2 separate regions of the Homo sapiens genome follow, and region 2 is linked to region 1. Evidence: read pairs that join two places in POLR2A ChIA-PET (ENCODE). Cell type or tissue: OCI-LY7. All regions are shown on one strand. Each heading gives the region's core, and the rest is flanking DNA. Links, peaks and the distances in the headings are about the cores only.

Region 1 (8,101 bases), core at 1,730-6,729:
AAATAAAGACCAATAGAGCAAACTGCTTTATAAGAATGATTATTGGCCAGGTGCAGTAGCTCACACCTGTAATCCCAGCACTTTGGGAGGCCGAGGTGGGCGGGATCACCTGAGGTTGGGAGTTCAAGACCAGCCTGACCAAGATGGAGAAACCCCCCCTCTCTACAAAAAATACAAAATTAGCTGGGTGTTACGGTCAAGCCTGTAATCCCAGCTACTCGGGAGGCGGAGGCAGGAGAATCGCTTGAACCTGGGAGGCGGAGTTTGCAGTGAGCCGAGATCGCGCCATTGCACTCCAGCCTGGGCAACAAGAGTGAAACTCTGTCTCAAAAAAAAAAAAAAAAAAAAAAAGAATGATTATTTTAGGCCAGGTGCAGTGGCTCATGCCTGTAATCCCAATATTTTGGGCGGCTGAGGCGGGAGGATTGCTTGAACCCAGGGGTCTGAGGGTGCAGTGAGCTATGATTGCACCACTACTGCACTCCAGACTGGGCAACACGGCAAGACTCTGCCTCAAAAAAATAAAAGAGAATAATTATTTTAGATTTTTAGAGCCCTAGTCTACAGAAATTAGACTTTATAAACACACACACACACAAAAATTGCATGTTTTTTTTTTTGGTGGGGGGTATTAATTTGCATTTCCTTATATAATGAGGTTTTAGACTATCATAGAATTCCCTGAGGTTGCCCAGCCTCCCTCTCTTCTTTGCTTCCTTCTTAATCTTATGAAAATGCTCAAAGATACACGAAAGTAAAGAGAAAAATATAATGAACCCAGATAAAGAGTTCCTTTCAATATCTTTTCTTTGGCATATTTGAAATAATTGCCTATGAAGTTTAGGAAGATTTCATTTTGTGTAAAGTGAAGCATAAATATATTTTATAAAATTATCCTCAGGAGATATGTACCCATGATAAAACTGTAAAGATCTTCTCCTAACCTAATATAAATCAGTAAATCTAGTAGAAGAGCAATATCAGAAAGTTTCTTTCTTTACATCTGCATTTAAAAAATCTGCCCTTTATGAGAATTTGAAGCTAAGGAGAAATGCTAAAAATACTTGTTTAGGCTAATATTTTTGGCGAGTTTGTTATGATAGAAGACATAGGATGCAACTGATCAATTATTTCAGTGAAATAATCACATTGATGGATTTTTCCCCCCACTAAGTCAACCGATGCTTTCACAAAATCAACCTATCAACGTTTTTGTTTGTTTGTTTGTTTGTTTTACATTGAGACAGAGTCTTTCTCTGTTGCCCAGGCTGGACTGAAGTGGTGCAATCATAGTTCACTGCAGCTTCCAACTCCTAGACTCAAGTGATCCTCCCACCTCAGCCTCCTGAGTAGTTGGGACTATAGGTGTGTGACACTATGTCTGGCTAATTTTTTTTTTCTTTCAGAGACGGGGTCTTGCTATGTTGCTTAGGCTGATCTCCAACTCTTGGCCTCAAGGGATCCTCCTGCCTTGGCCTCCCAAAGTGCTGGGATTACAGGAATGAGCCATCATGCTTGGCCAGAATCAAACTTTTAAAAGCATGACTTAGACACAATTTTAGCCCAGTGCTGTATGGACCAGGAAGAGGAAGGAAGACATATTTGGAGCTGGAGGAGGAATGTTATAACTGGGGTTAGTGGTTATCCAGGAGGCTCAGGCAGGGTGAACAGGATAACCTGGCCTTTGGGTCTCCACCTGTGAGGAGCTCCAAAGGCAGAAATAAATTTCTGGAGCTTGGCAGATGGCGGTGAAGAGATGAGCATGACTCATAGTTGAAGCGTTGAGTGTTAAATTGCTGCTTCTGAGGGGCCACTGGAAGGTGGTGGGAGGCAGAAGATGAGGGGATCAAATCATTCTATTATGAAGACACTTGCACACATACGTTCACCATAGCACTATTTACAATAGCAAAGACATGGTTCAACCTAAATACCCAACAGCGACAGACTGGATAAAGAAAATGTGGTACATATACACCATGGAATACTATGCAGCCATAAAAAAGAACAAGATCATGTCCTTTGCATGGACGTGGCTGGAGCTGGAGGCCATTATCCTTAGTGAACTAACACAGGAACAGAAAACCAAATATCGCATATTCTCATTTATAAGTGGTAGCTAAATGATGAGAACACGTGGACAAATAGAGGGAAATGGCACACACTGGGACCTTTCAGAGAGTGGAGGGTGGGAGGAGGGAGAGGATTAGGAAAAATAACTAATGAGTACTAGGCTTAATACCTGGGTGATGAAATGATCTGTACAACAATCCCTCATGACACAAGTTTACCTATGTCACAAACCCATACTTGTACCCCTGAACTTAAAATAAAGGTTAAGACCAGCCGGGCGCGGTGGCTCATGCCTGTAATCTCAGCACTTTGGGAGGCCGAGGTGGGTGGATCACGAGCTCAGGAGATCAAGACCATTCTGGCTAACCCTGTCTCTACTAAAAATACAAAAAATAGCCGGGTGTGGTGGCAGGAGCCTGTAGTTCCAGCTACTAGGGAGGCTGAGGCAGGAGAATGGCGTGAACCTGGGAGGCGGAGCTTGCACTGAGCCAAGGTGGCGCCACTGCACTCCAGCCTGGGTGACAGAGCGAGACTCCATCTCAAAAAATAAATAAATAAAATAAAATAAAATAAAATAAAATAAAATAAAATAAAATAAAATAAAATAAAGGTTAAGATCCCTCCCTCCACAAAAAAACCCCACAAAGTATTATCAAGAAAGAGAAGGTGGTAAGTTGCAGGGACTCATGCCTGTAATCCCAGCACTTTGGGAGGCTGAGGTGGGCAGATTGCTTGAGGTCAGGAGTTCAAGACCAGCCTGGGCAACGTGGCAAAACCCTGTCTCTACAAAAAACACAAAAATTTGTTAGGCGTGTTGGACAAAGGTTCAGGATGAAGTTAGTGAACCAGGTGAAGGTGTCAGAAATCTGTTCTTGGTGTAGTTGTTTCCATCGTAGGCTAAGGCCACTGCAAATGTGGAGACACTGAAACAGTGGTAGATTTCACCTGTATGGAACCAACTGGGGGTACTGCATAGAGCATGGTTCTCACACTGCAGACTGTTAAAGCCCCTGGGGGGCTTTTAAAGATCCCCATGCCCAGGCCACGTCATAACAAATCAGAATCTCTGCAGGGGCACCCGGGCATCAGCACTCTTTAAAGTTCCCCAGGTGATTTCAACGTGCAGCCACATTGAGACGGAGTGGCATAGCGTTAAGAGACCGGACCTGAAGGCACCTGTTCCATGCTGGCACTAGCACTTTACGAATTATGCGATCTTGGACACATTGCTTAACTTCTCTGAGCTTCAGTTGTTCAGATAGAATTTAAAGGGATTGGACTGGCCGGGCGCGGTGGCTCATGCCTGTAATCCCAGCACTTTGGAAAGCCGAGGTGGGAGGATCACTTGAGCCCAGGAGTTTAAGACCAGCATGGCCAACATGGTGAAACCTCGTCTCTACTAAAAATAACAAAAATTAGCCAGATGTGGTAGTGCACACCTATAATTCCAGCTACTCAGGAGGCTGACGCAGGAGAATGGCTTGAACCCGGGAGGCAGAGGTTGCAGTGAACCGAGATCGTGCCACTGCATTCCAGTCTGGGTGACAGAGCAAGACTGTCTCAAAAAATAAAAATAAATAAATAAATAAATAAATAAATAAATAAATAAATAAAGGAGTTAGGCTAAACGATCTTATTGGTGGTTTAAAAAAATGGCCACAAAATTCTTTGAGAGGTAGGGTCTCTGCCCCTCCCATGGAATCTGGACTCTGGGACTGCTTGGTCAATAGAAAACGGCAGACGTGATGCTGCTCTGGATTCCAGTATCCGTCTTCAGAAACCAACAGCTTCTACTTCCTGCCTTGTGGGACACTTGCTTCTCGAAAGCAGCCACCAGGCTGAGCAGCCCAGGTCACATGGAGAGACCGTGTGTAGAGAGTGACGTGAGTGCAATAGCTTTAGATGATATCAGTCCCAGCCATTGAGTCATTCTCAGCCTTTGAGCCTTTGTAGCTGATGCCTTGGATAGACGCGGTAGAGCAGAGACAAGCTGTCCCCATGGTGTCCTGCCCAAATTCCTCACCCACTGTGTCCATGAGCAGAATGAACTTGGTATTTTTCTTTGTGAAGTTTTTGGGTGGGTAGTTATGCAGCAAAGATAATTACAACAATCTTTAACCTGCACATTTAAGGAGTATTACAGAGTCATAGTATAGGGGAATGTTTGAGAGGGTAAACTCTGGAGGCAGACAGTCTAGGTTTAAATCCTGGTGTCATTTTTCTCTAGCTGTGTGAATTTGGATAATTACTTACCCTTTCTTTCTTTCTTTTTTTTTTTTTTTTGGAGAGACATGATCTTGCTCTGTCACCCAGGCTGGAGTGCAGTGGTGCCATCATAGCTCACTGCAGCCTCCAACTCCTGGGCTCAAGGATCTTCCCACCTCAGTCTCCCAAGTAGCTGGGACTACAGGTACACACCACCATACTCGGCTAATTTTTAGATTTTTCTTTTTGTAGAGATAGGGAGGAGGGGGTCTCCCTGTGTTGCCCAGGCTGGCCCCGAACTTCTGGCCTCAAACAATCCTCCTGCCTCAGCCTCCCAAAGTGGTGGGATTACAGGTGTGAGCCACAGTACCCAGCGCTACCTACCCTTTCTAGGTCTCGCTTCCTCCATCTGAAATGGGATAATAGTCATTTAAATCATAGGGTTGTTGTGAGGATTAAATAACTTAATATTAAGGTGTTAATATTAATGCTTAATCTGGGACTTAAGGAGTGAGTCTGCAGTGATTCTGAGAATGATGGTGATAAAGAAGGTGGCTCAGCCTTGTGTGCTCTGTAGCTTGCAAGATGTTTGGGGGTGGCCTGGGGTGGTGGGGGCTGCTGCATAAACTGAGCGTGATGTGCATTTTCCTGGTGCGTGTTCCACGTTGCTAAGTACATGCAGAGATACACATTGTTCTTAACGATTCAGCAGGTGTTCAAAGGCACCTTGGGAGTGTGTAGCATGTCTCTGGACCTGTCACTGTCACATTGCTCAGAAATTGGATTCTGCAGGGTGGAAACATGTGGCTTGTTGGCAAGGCAACTGGTTCAGAGCAGGGACATTCCCAGGCTAAGAGAGTGCGCCTTGTCCATTGGGTTACAGCCCTCATAAAAGCCTGTTTGAGTGTTTGTTTGTTTGTTTTGATATGGAGTCTCGCTCTTTCACCCAGGCTGGAGTGCAGTGGTGCATTCTCAGCACACTGCAACATCCGCCTCTTGGGTTCCAGCGATTCTCCTGCCTCAGCCTCCCGATTAATTGGTGTTTGCATTCTTTTCTGGATGCTCTGAGACATCGGACCACTGCGAGTGGTGAGGGGAGGATGGCTCCAGCTGCGCTCCTTTCTTATACACCCTGGCTGCTAAAATCAAGCATCAGACCCACAAAGTGTGGGAAATGCTGGACCTGGTGGAGGAGGGAGGCCACGCAGCCCCGAGCACTTCTGACTTTGGTCTTTTTTGCCTCCACATAGATGGAGACCCGAGAGAGGGTTTGTCTGTACTTCTGCATTTGAGGTCATCAATTTCCATTTAAAAACCAGAAGTGGGCTGGGCTCTGTGGCTCATGCCTGTAATCTCAGCACTTTGGGAGCACCAGGAGGGTGGATTACCTGAGGTCAGGAATTCGAGACCAGCCTAGCCAACATGGTGAAACCCCATCTCCACTAAAAATACAAAAAGTAGTCAGGCATGGTAGTGGACCCCTGTGATCCCAGCTACTTGGGAGGCTGAGGCAGGAGAATCGCTTGGACCCGGGAGGTGGAGGTTGCAGTGAGCCGAGGTTGCGCCACCGAACTCAGCCTGGGCGACAGAGTGAGACTCTGTCTCAAAACAAAAAACAAAACACAAAACCAAAAAACCCAAAAACAATCTTTGTCTTTTTGAGCTCCAGTCAGGAGAGACATAGATAAAAAATAAAATGTGGTTTATTAGTGATAAGTGCTGTGTAGAAAATAAAGCAGGGAAGAAAGATGGAAACTTACAGAGTCGGAGACTGTTTGAGTTTTAAATACCACGCAGGGAAGACCCTGATGAGAGGGTGACGTTTGAATCAAGTCTTGAAAGAGGTGAAGAAGTGAGCCATGAAGTTGCCTGGGGGAAAAGCCTTCTGTGTAAAAGCTAGCAGCCCGGGTAACTGCCCAGGGAGGGTGCCTGGTGTGTTTGAGAAAACAGCAAGGAGGCCGGTGTAGCTGGCCTGGTACGGGTGAGGGTGAGAAGAATGGGAATGAGGAAACTGTGACTTCAGGACCAGATCATCTACAACCTTGTGGGTCATTCCAAGGACTGTGGCTTTTACTCTGAGTGAAATGGGAAGCCCATGGAAGGTTTAGAGCAGCAGAGGGATAGGATCCCATTGAATTTGTAAAAACTGAATTAAAAAAATTAAAAACACACCATGTTGGGAGGCCGAGGCGGGTGGATCATGAGGTCAAGAGGTCGAGACCATCCTGGCCAACATGGTGAAACCCTGTCTCTACTAAAAATACAAAAATTAGCCAGGCGTGGTGGCGGGCACCTATAGTCCCAGCTACTCGGGAGGCTGAGGCAGGAGAATCGCTTGAACCCGGGAGGCAGAGGTTGCAGTGAGCCGAGATCATGCTATTGCACTCCAGCCTGGCAACAGAGTGAGACTCTGTTCTCAAAAAAAAAAAAAAAAAAAATTAAAAACAGCTTTATTGAGATAAAAGTGACATAGGGTAAATGACACTTATTTATTGCTTTTTTAAGTTGTAGATCTTTTTTAAGCTGTAGATTTAATGGATATAACTTGATGTGTTTGGAGAAAAGTTTACACCTCTGAAGCCATGAAACCATCATCACAATGCTGTTCAATGTATCTATCACTTCCAGTACGTTTCCCTCACCTCCCCTTCCCTGCTCTGCCCCACTGTAGGCTATACACATTTCAAGTGTGCAATGTGGTAATTTAAAAAAAGTGTAGGCTGGTTGTGATGGCTCATGCCTGTAATCTCAGCACTTTGGGAGGCCAAGGTGGGCGGATCACTTGAGGCCAGGAGTTTAAGACCAGTCTGGGCAACATGGTGAAACCCCATCTCTACTAAAAAAATATATAAAAATTAGCTGGGCCTGGTGGCACATGGCTGTAATCCCAGCTACTTGGGAGGCTGAGGCAGGAGAATTACTTGAACCCTGGAGGTGGAGGCTGCAGGGAGCCGAGATCTCACCACTGCACTCCAGCCTGGGCGATAGAGTGAGACTCTGTCTCAAAACAAAAACAACACAAAAAATTTAATTGTGGTAAAATACACATAACATAAAATTTACCATCTTTGCCATAGTGTAGTGTGTAGTTCATTAGCATTAAGACCATTCACATTCTTGAGTAACCAATCTGCAGAACTTCATTTTGCAAAATAGAAACTCTACACTCATTAAACAATTCCCCATTGTCCCCTCCCCGAGCCCCTGGCAAACACCATGTAACTTTCTGTCTCTATGATTTTTTTTTTTTTTTTTTAGACAAAGTCTTGCTCTGTTGCCCAGGCTGGAGTGCAGTGGTGTGGTCTCAGCTCACTGCAACCTCTGCCTCCCAGGCTCAAGCAATTCTCCTTCCTCAGCCTCCTGAGTAGCTGGGATTACAGGCACGCGCCACTATGACCAGCTAGTTTTTGTATTTTTAGTAAAGATGGGGTTTCACCATGTTGCCCAGGCTGGTCTCCAACTCCTCACCTCAAGTGATCCACCCGCCTCAGCCTCCCAAAGTGCTGGGATTACAGGCGTGAGCCACCATGCTGGGCCCAATACTTGTCTTTTGATGACTGGCTTATATCACAAAACATAATGTCCTCAAAGTTCATCTATGTTGTATCACGTGACAGGATTTTCCTTCCATTATAATATATATGCCACATTTAAAAATCCATTTATCTGTCAATAGACCTTAGGTTGCTTCAGCTTTTTGGCAATTATGAATAGCGCTACTATGAATATGGGTGTATAAATATCTCTTGGAGATCCTGCTGTCAATTCTTTTGGGTATATACCCAGAAATAGAATTGCTGGATCATATGGTGACGCTATTTTA
Region 2 (8,101 bases), core at 1,680-6,679, 140 kb before region 1:
CTACCAAAAAAAAATTAGCTGGGCATGGTTTCATGTACGTGTAGTCCCAGCTACCTGGGAGGCTGAGGTGGGAAGATGGCTTGAGCCCAGAAGTTCAGTGAGCCATGATTGCACCACTGTAATCCAGTGTGCACAAAAAAAATGGACTCTGTCTCAAAAAAAAGAGGAGAAGTTGGAGGGATATGGGTGTGATTCTGACAGCTACAATCAGAATCTCTGCCTGTGGCTGTGGGGCTTGGGAACTGTATATTTTCAACCCCAGATGATTCTGATCTTTACAAAAGCTTAAGAATCATGGCTGTGAAAGGGAATCTGAACAGGTTTCCCCCAAGCTGCGCTACTTTCAGAGAATTTGAAGTCCCCAGAATAGCAAAGAGCCCTGCAGGATCTGGCCTCTTCCTACCTCTTTGGCTCCATCTCTTGATTCACATTTTTGTCCCCAGACTCTGGCTGTAGCCATCAAATTGCTTGCAATTACCTGAAAACCAGGTGGTTTTACACTTCTGCCTCTGCTCAGAATGTTTCAGCTGCAGAAAACTTGACTAACAGTGGCTAAAACAAATAAGGGTTTATTTTTCTAACACAGCCAGCAAGTCTGGAGATGGGTAGCTGCTAACATTGGTTTTGTGGCTTAATAAGGCCAGGGTGGGAGTTGGATTCTTTTAGATTTTCCTTTGCAGTTGCAAGGGCTGCTGCAGCTCCAGATACCATGTTTGTATTCAAGTCAGGAAGGGGCAGTACCAACTAAGTGAAAACTTTCCCCAAAAAGCCCAGTAGAGTTCCCTTAATGTCTCACTGACCAGAACCATGCCATGTGTCTACCCCTAGCAGCGAGGGAGGTAAGTAAATATTTAGCTGCCAAGCTTTATAGAGACGGCAGGAAAAGCAGATGAGGGTTGGGAAGTTTGAAATGGTGTTAGATTAGCCCTTCTTCATTTTGTTTGCCTGGGGAGTACCTATTGAACTTTTTTTTTTTTTTTCCTGAGACGGAGTCTCGCTCTGCCCCCAGGCTGGAGTGCAGTGGCACCATCTCGGCTCACTGCAAGCTCCGCCTCCCGGGTTCACACCATTCTCCTGCCTCAGCCTCCTGAGTAGCTGGGACTACAGGCGCCCGCCACCATGCCCAGCTTATTTTGTTTTTATATTTTTAGTAGAGATGAGGTTTCACCGCATTAGCCAGGATGGTCTCGATCTCCTGATCTCGTGATCCGCCCCCCTCAGACAAGTACTTATTTAACTTTTAAGATTCACTTTCCCTCATATTTTATTTTGAAAACTTTTAAACTTTCAGAAAAATTGAAAGAGTTGTACAGTATATACCTACATACTCACTACCTAAATTCTATTATCAACATTTTACTATATTTATTTATATATGTATTTATTTATTATTATTATTATTTTTAGAGACAGAGTCTTGCTCTGTCACCCAGGCTGGAGTGCAGTGGCATGATCTCCATTTACTGCAACCTCTGACTGCTGGGTTCAAGTGATTCCCATGCCTCAGCCTCCCCAGCAGCTGGAACTACAGGTGCACACCACCACACCCAGCTAATTTTCGTATTTTTAGTGGAGACGGGGTTTCACCATGTTGGCCAGGCTGGCCTTGAACTACTGACCTCAGGTGATCCGCCTGCCTCAGCCTCCCAAAGTGCTGGGATTACAGGACTAAGCCACTGCACCTGGCCTAGTGCTCTTTTCTTAAGTAAAATTTATATACTTTCAGGCAAGGAACTCTGTGGTGACAATACATGCTCAGGTGTTAACTGATCACTGAGATGGTGCCAGTAAGAGTTCCTGGGGCGGTTTACATTTCAACTGGGAAATCCGCATCTGTCATACACCGTGGGTGGAGCCTGCCCTGCTCTGCTTCCAGGCAGTTTGCATTTCTCGCCAATCCAGGTGTTACTCTTGGTTGCCCATTAAGAGGGAGTTCCATCCCCCCATTGCCTCTGACTGCCAGGGCTCGTTTTGGTGGAGCTTCATTTCATCCTCGTGTTGTTCATTGCATGGAGAAATAAATCCCAAAGTCAAATGCTTCTTAGAAAAGATAGCTCTCTCCAAAAGGAGAAGAGCCATTTCTTGGCTACTCCCTGTAAGACTGGTTTTCCTTTCCCTAAGCACCATACGTCACCCTGTCCATCTTCTTTTATTTTATTATTATTTTTTAGAGATAAGGTCTCCCTCTGTTGCCCAGGTTGGAGTGCAGCCTCGAAATTCCAGTCTCAAGTGATCCTCCCGCCTCAGACTACAGGTGTGCACCACCATACCTAGCTATTTTTTAAAAAAATCTTTTGTAGAGGCTGGGCGCGGTGGCTCACGCCTGTAATCCCAGCACTTTGGGAGGGCAAGGCAGGCGGATCACGAGGTCAGGAGATCGAGACCATCCTGGCTAACACGGTGAAACCCCATCTCTACTAAAAATACAAAAAAAAAAAAAAAAAAAATTAGCCAGGCGTGGTGGCGGGTGCCTGTAGTCCCAGCTACTCAGGAGGCTGAGGCGAGAGAATGGTGTGAACCCGGGAGGCGGAGCTTGCAGTGAGCCGAGATCACGCCACTGCACTCCAGCCTGGGTGACAGAGTGAGACTGTCTCAAAAAAAAAAAAAAAAATTTGCCCGTAAAAAGGACAAGGTCATACTGTTATAATTTGGACCTTGGCTCCCAAAGGGACAGTAAAAAGAATGCTTTACAGACAACATTAGCTCACTGACAAAACCTAGGTTGTGCAGAAGAAAACAGCCCTGCAGTCGGGAATGGTGACCTAGCCCTGGCCCAGGACAGCAACCTGAGCCTCAGATCTGTGTCCTAGCCCTAGCTTTGCCATTAACACTCTGTTACTTTAGGCAAGTCACTTTCATGCTGTGAGCCTCAGTTTCCCCATCTAGGCAACATACTGGATTCCATCTAAAATCACTGCCAGTTCTAAAATTGCATGAGCTATTCGAGATTCAGGTTCAATTTGAAATGTCAAATTTAGGTTCCACATAAAAAAGACCTCAGCTGGTGGATCAATAAGGATTGCAAAGAGGTCATTTTTCACCTGTGAGTCCTTCATTCATCATTATCTTCCTTAATCACCTTGTGTCTAGCGCCTGCCCTGGGCCGACAGATCTGTCCAGCTGCATAGCTCTTGCTCTTCTGGACGGGCAGCAAACCCAGCTCGGTTTGGCATGGCACAGAGCGAGACGGAAGTATTAATCAACACAGAAGTGGTTGCTGGCAGGAGATCAGAAGGCTTTGTCCAGGTTCGTAGAGTGAGGAGAGAGGCTGCGGACGGAGGCAGGAAGGGTGCAGAGTATGAAAGCATTTGTTTGGGGACAGCAACCGCAGTACGTTCTATGCAGGGACATGGCGACTGGAACACCTTGTCCATCCTAATGAAGCATGGAGCACCATGTGTTATGTGTAAATGCAGAAGGCTAACTAATGGATTAACTTAGACAGCTTGTCTTTGTGGAGCAGAGGAAGCGGTGGCTGTAAATGGAGGCCGGAGTGCTAGCCAGCTTTGAGAGGAGAAGCCTGCAAGAACAGAAACACTGAGGTCTGGCCGGCACGGTGGCTCATGCCTGTAATCCCAGCACTTTGGGAGGCCGAGGTGGGTGGATTGCTTGAGGCTAGGAGTTCAAGATTAGCCAGGCCAACATGGCAAAACCCATCTCTACTAAAAATAGAAAAATTAGCTGGGTGTGGTGGTACACCCCTGTGATCCCATCTACTTGGGAGGCTGAGACATGAGAATAGCTTGAACCTGGTAGGCAGAGGTTGCAGTGAGCAGAGATCATGCTGCTGCATTCCAGCCTGGGCGACAGAGCGAGACCCTGTCTCAAAACACACACACACACACACACACACACACACACACACACACAAACACTGAGGTCTCACATAGCTCGCTGAAATGGCTTTTCCCAAACCAAAGCTCAGACACAAAGCTGCTCATTCATTACACATCATCCATCCATTTCCAGAAGATGGTTCTTTTCTTTGTTTGTTTGTTTTGACAAGGTCTCACTCTGTTGCCTAGGCTAGAGTGTAGTAGTGCGATCATAGCTCACTGCAGCCTTGAACTCCTGGCCTCATGCAATCCTCTGGCTTCAGCCTCCCCAGTAGCTGAGACTACAGATGTGTACTACCATGCCTAATTTTTATTTTTATTTTTAAAATATTTATTATTACTATTTTTTGAGATGGAGTTATGCCCTGTCACCCAGGCTGGAATGCAGTGGTGCAATCTTGGCTCACTGCAACCTCCACCTCCTGGGTTCAAGCAATCTTGTCTCAGTCTCCCGAATAGCTGGGACCACAGGCATGCACCACCATGTCCAGCTAATTTTTGTATTTTTTGGTGGAGATGGGGTTTCACTATGTTGCCCAGGCTGGTCTTGAACTTCTGACCTCATGTGATCTGCCTGCCTCGGCCTCCCAAAGTGCTGGGATCACAAGTGTGAGCCACTGTGCCCGCCTTAATTTTTAAAGTTTAAAAATTCTTAGTAGAGACGAGGTCTCACTATGTTGCCCAGGCTGGTCTCGAACTCCTGGGCTCAAGCGATCCTCCTGCCTTGGCCTCCCAAGGTGCTGGGATTACCGACGTGAGCCACTGCACCCAGCCAGAAGATGGTTCTTAATTAAAGAAGGTATTTTGGATGCCTATCATACCATGCTCTCGGAAAGAGAACATCTTCCGCACTGTCTCCTACATGAAGTGACTTTATAAGGATGATTTCAGAGGCTGGAGTACAAAGGGAAAAGTACTTTTCAAAGCCAAACGCAGTGTAAGAGAGAATTCAAAGAGGAAGTCAAGCATTAATCTTTATCAGAGCATCTCAACCATTAACTTTACTACTCATTGTTATTAGGCACAAATGTACCTAGTGCCTTATGGAAACCTGATAGACAAACGTTTAGGCGATTAAAAGAGGATAAATCCAGGGGCATTTATGCCTTCTACAAAAGAACTCCTCACTTTACTGAAGATTGCCTTCAGGAGTTCTTTTTTTAAAAATAGCAGCTTCTCTGAGCACTTAAAATGCGATCTGATTTACACACCTCAATTGATTCTATTCTAGTTCAACCTAACTTTAAACATCTTTCTAGAGGCAAGAGAAATGCCTGTTTTCTCTCTCTCTCTCTGCATCCCTCTTCCTTTTCTCCCCCTTCCCAAGGTGCCATGCCATCAAATGGGTCTGGGTCTGCTATAAAGACCTATAATGCCAGGGCTGGAAGTGCCCAGAGCTGTAATTCAACCCCAGACCCTGTTTATTTATTTATTTATTTTTATTTAAGGCAACCTCCACCTTCTGGGTTCCAGTGATACTCATGCCTCAGTCTCCCGAGTAGCTGGAATTATAGGCATGTGCCACCACGCCTGGCAAGTTTTTGTATTTTTACTAGAGACGGGTTTTTGCCATGCTGGCCAGGCTGGTCTCGAACTCCTGACTGCAAGTGACCCACCCGCCTCAGCCTCCCAAAGTGCTGGGATTACAGGCCTGAGCCACCCCACCTGGCCTTTCTTTTTTTTTTTTTTTTTTTTTTTGTTTAGTAGAGATAGGGTCTTGTAATATTGCCCAGGCTGGTCTCGAACTCCTGGGCTCAAGCAATGCGCCCACTTTGGCCTCCCAAAGTGTTGGGATTAGAAGTGTGAGCCACTGTGCCAGGCCAGGAATGTGATTTTTGACAATGTAGTTATCCTCTTTGAGTTTCCTCAACTTTATTTATTTATTTTATTATTATTATTTTTGGAGACAGAGTCTCGTTCTGTTGCCCAGGCTGGAGTGCAGTGGCTTGATCTCGGCTCACTGCAACCTCTGCCTCTCAGGTTCAAGTGATTCTCCTGCCTCAGCCTCCTGAGTAGCTGGGATTACAGGTGCCTGCCACCATGCTTGACTACTTTTTGTATTTTTAGTAGAGACGGGGTTTCACCACGTTGGTTAGGCTAGTCTCGAACTCCTGACTTCAAGTGATCTGCCTGTCTTGACCTCCCAAAGTGCTGGGATGACAGGCATGAGCCACTCCACCTGACCTGGACCCTTTTTTTTTTTTTTTTTTCTGAGACAGGGTCTCACTCTGTTGCCCACACTAGAGAAAAGTGGTGCAATCATAGCTCACTACAGCCTCGAACTCCTAGGCTCAAGTGATCCTCCCACCTCTTGAGTAGCTAGGACTACAGGTGTGTGCCACTATGCCTGGCTAATTTTTGTGTTTTTTGTAGAGAAAGAGTTTTGCCATGTTGCCCAAGCTGGTCTCAAACTTCTGGGCTCAAGTGATCCTCCCACCTCAACCTCTCAAAGCACTGGGATTACAGGTGTAAGCCACTGTGCCTGGCTTTGTACAATGGTTTGATGGAATATGTCAATGAAAGCAGCACCACATTCAGTTAAAATTTTACATTTGTTGGCACAAATATTTGATTATTTCCCACATCAAACAGTAAGAAATGACAGAAGCAAGATTGCATTTGCCTTTTCTTTTCTGTTTTTTTTTTTTTTTTGTTTGTTTGTTTTTTAACGGAATCTTGCTCTGTCACTAGCCTGGAATGCAGTGGTGCAATCTCAGCTCACTGCAACCTCCACCTCCTGGGTTCAAGCGATCCTCCTGCCTCAGCCTCTTGAGCAGCTGAGATTATAGGCCCCTGCCACCACACCCGTCTAATTTTGGTATTTTTTCGTAGGGATGGGTTTTCGCCATGTTGGCCAGGCTGGTCTCCAACTCCTTACCTCAAGCGATCCACCTGCCTCACCTTCCCAAAGTGCTGGGATTACAGGTGTGAGACACAGTGCCTGGCCTGTTTTCTGTTTTGTTTTTTTTTTTTTTTTAGACGGAGTCTCACGCTGTTACCCAGGCTGGAGTGTAATGGTGCAATCTCAGCTCACCGCAACCTCCGCCTCCCAGGTTCAAGTGACTCTGCTGCTTCAGCCTCCCAAGTAGCTGGGATTACAGGAACGCACCACCATACCCGGCTAATTTTTTCTATCTTTAGTAGAGATGGGGTTTCATCATGTTGGCCAGGCTTGTCTCGAACTCCTGGGCTCAATTGATCTGCCCACCTCGGCCTCCCAAAGTGCTGGGATTACAGGCATGAGCCACGGCACCCGGCTTTTTTTTTTTTTTTTTTTTTTTTTTTTGAGACAAGGTCTTGTTCTCTTGCCCAGGCTAGTGTGCACTGGTGTGATCATGGCTCACTGCAACCTTTGTCTTCCAGCCTCATGCAATCCTCCCACCACAGCCTCCTGAGTAACTGGAACTATAGGTGTGCACCACTACATCTGGCTAATTTTTAAAATACACCTGCATTTTCTTTTCATTGTACCCCTAGCACTGTGTGGCACCTGTCACATAGTAGGTGTGCTGTAAATACTTGAATGCCTTTTAACTGTACCTTGGTTTCCTTGTCTGAAAAATGGGAACACAGTATTACTAGAACTCATCCTGGCTCACAGGGTCTACAACAGAATCAAATCTTCTAAGCAAATACTCTTTGACAAACTCTCTAAATATTAATGTGAATTATTGACACTGATGAAGGAAATGGGTCACCCACATTCATCACGGGAGGAATACATGGAAACCATGTTGTCCCATTACCTAAATGAGCCAAAAATGGTCTGATATGATGTTCTGAAAGTTTGAGGTCATTTAGCCTCAAAACTGAACCTTGTCTTGTCTCAAATTGATGATGACTCAGTTTGTACTCTTCAGGTAGCATATGTGATGGACAGTTTCTCAGCTGATTTCATCTGCAAGATAGGGAACAGCTGGGCCTTGAGAGAGTTCACTTGACTACATAAATACTCACAGTGTAGAGATAGTTTAAGTACTTAAACTCTGGATATCTTAAGATAAATCATAACTCTTGAGATTATACTCATTCTTCTGCCAATCTAAAGATAAACACAGCCTGCAAGGCTCTTTCCCTCCAATTACATATTATTCAGAAACTCCTGTGGTTCAATTTCCTTACCTATGAAGTTGAAAGACTAAAATGGGAATACTACAATATTAGTCAGTTCTCACATTGCTATAAAGAACTACGTGAAGGCCGTGCACAGTGGCTCATGCCTGTAATCCCAGCACTTTAGGAGGACAAGGTGAGTGGATCATCTG

What was found. ChIA-PET counts read pairs that join two places held together with the same protein. Peaks named below come from ENCODE experiments on the same cell type or tissue, not always from the same donor. Only the 100,000 strongest peaks of a DNase experiment are listed, where the experiment ranks them.
Region 2: POLR2A ChIA-PET joins it to region 1 with 5 read pairs; 3 of 35 experiments call an interaction of 5 or more read pairs at or near these places.

What each region holds. Positions count from the first base shown.
Region 1 is chr7:69,408,658-69,416,758 of GRCh38, reverse strand. No RefSeq gene overlaps it. Among named protein-coding and RNA genes, the nearest start is that of CT66, 180 kb to the left of the region's middle. In OCI-LY7, for the core only: no CTCF peak of the experiment used is centred there; a DNase peak (open chromatin) is centred at 3,908.
Region 2 is chr7:69,544,940-69,553,040 of GRCh38, reverse strand. LOC105375346 (a long non-coding RNA gene) reads right to left here. Exons shown (of 5, transcript XR_927652.1): 2 at 7,583-7,734. Among named protein-coding and RNA genes, the nearest start is that of CT66, 49 kb to the left of the region's middle. In OCI-LY7, for the core only: no CTCF peak of the experiment used is centred there; no DNase peak of the experiment used is centred there.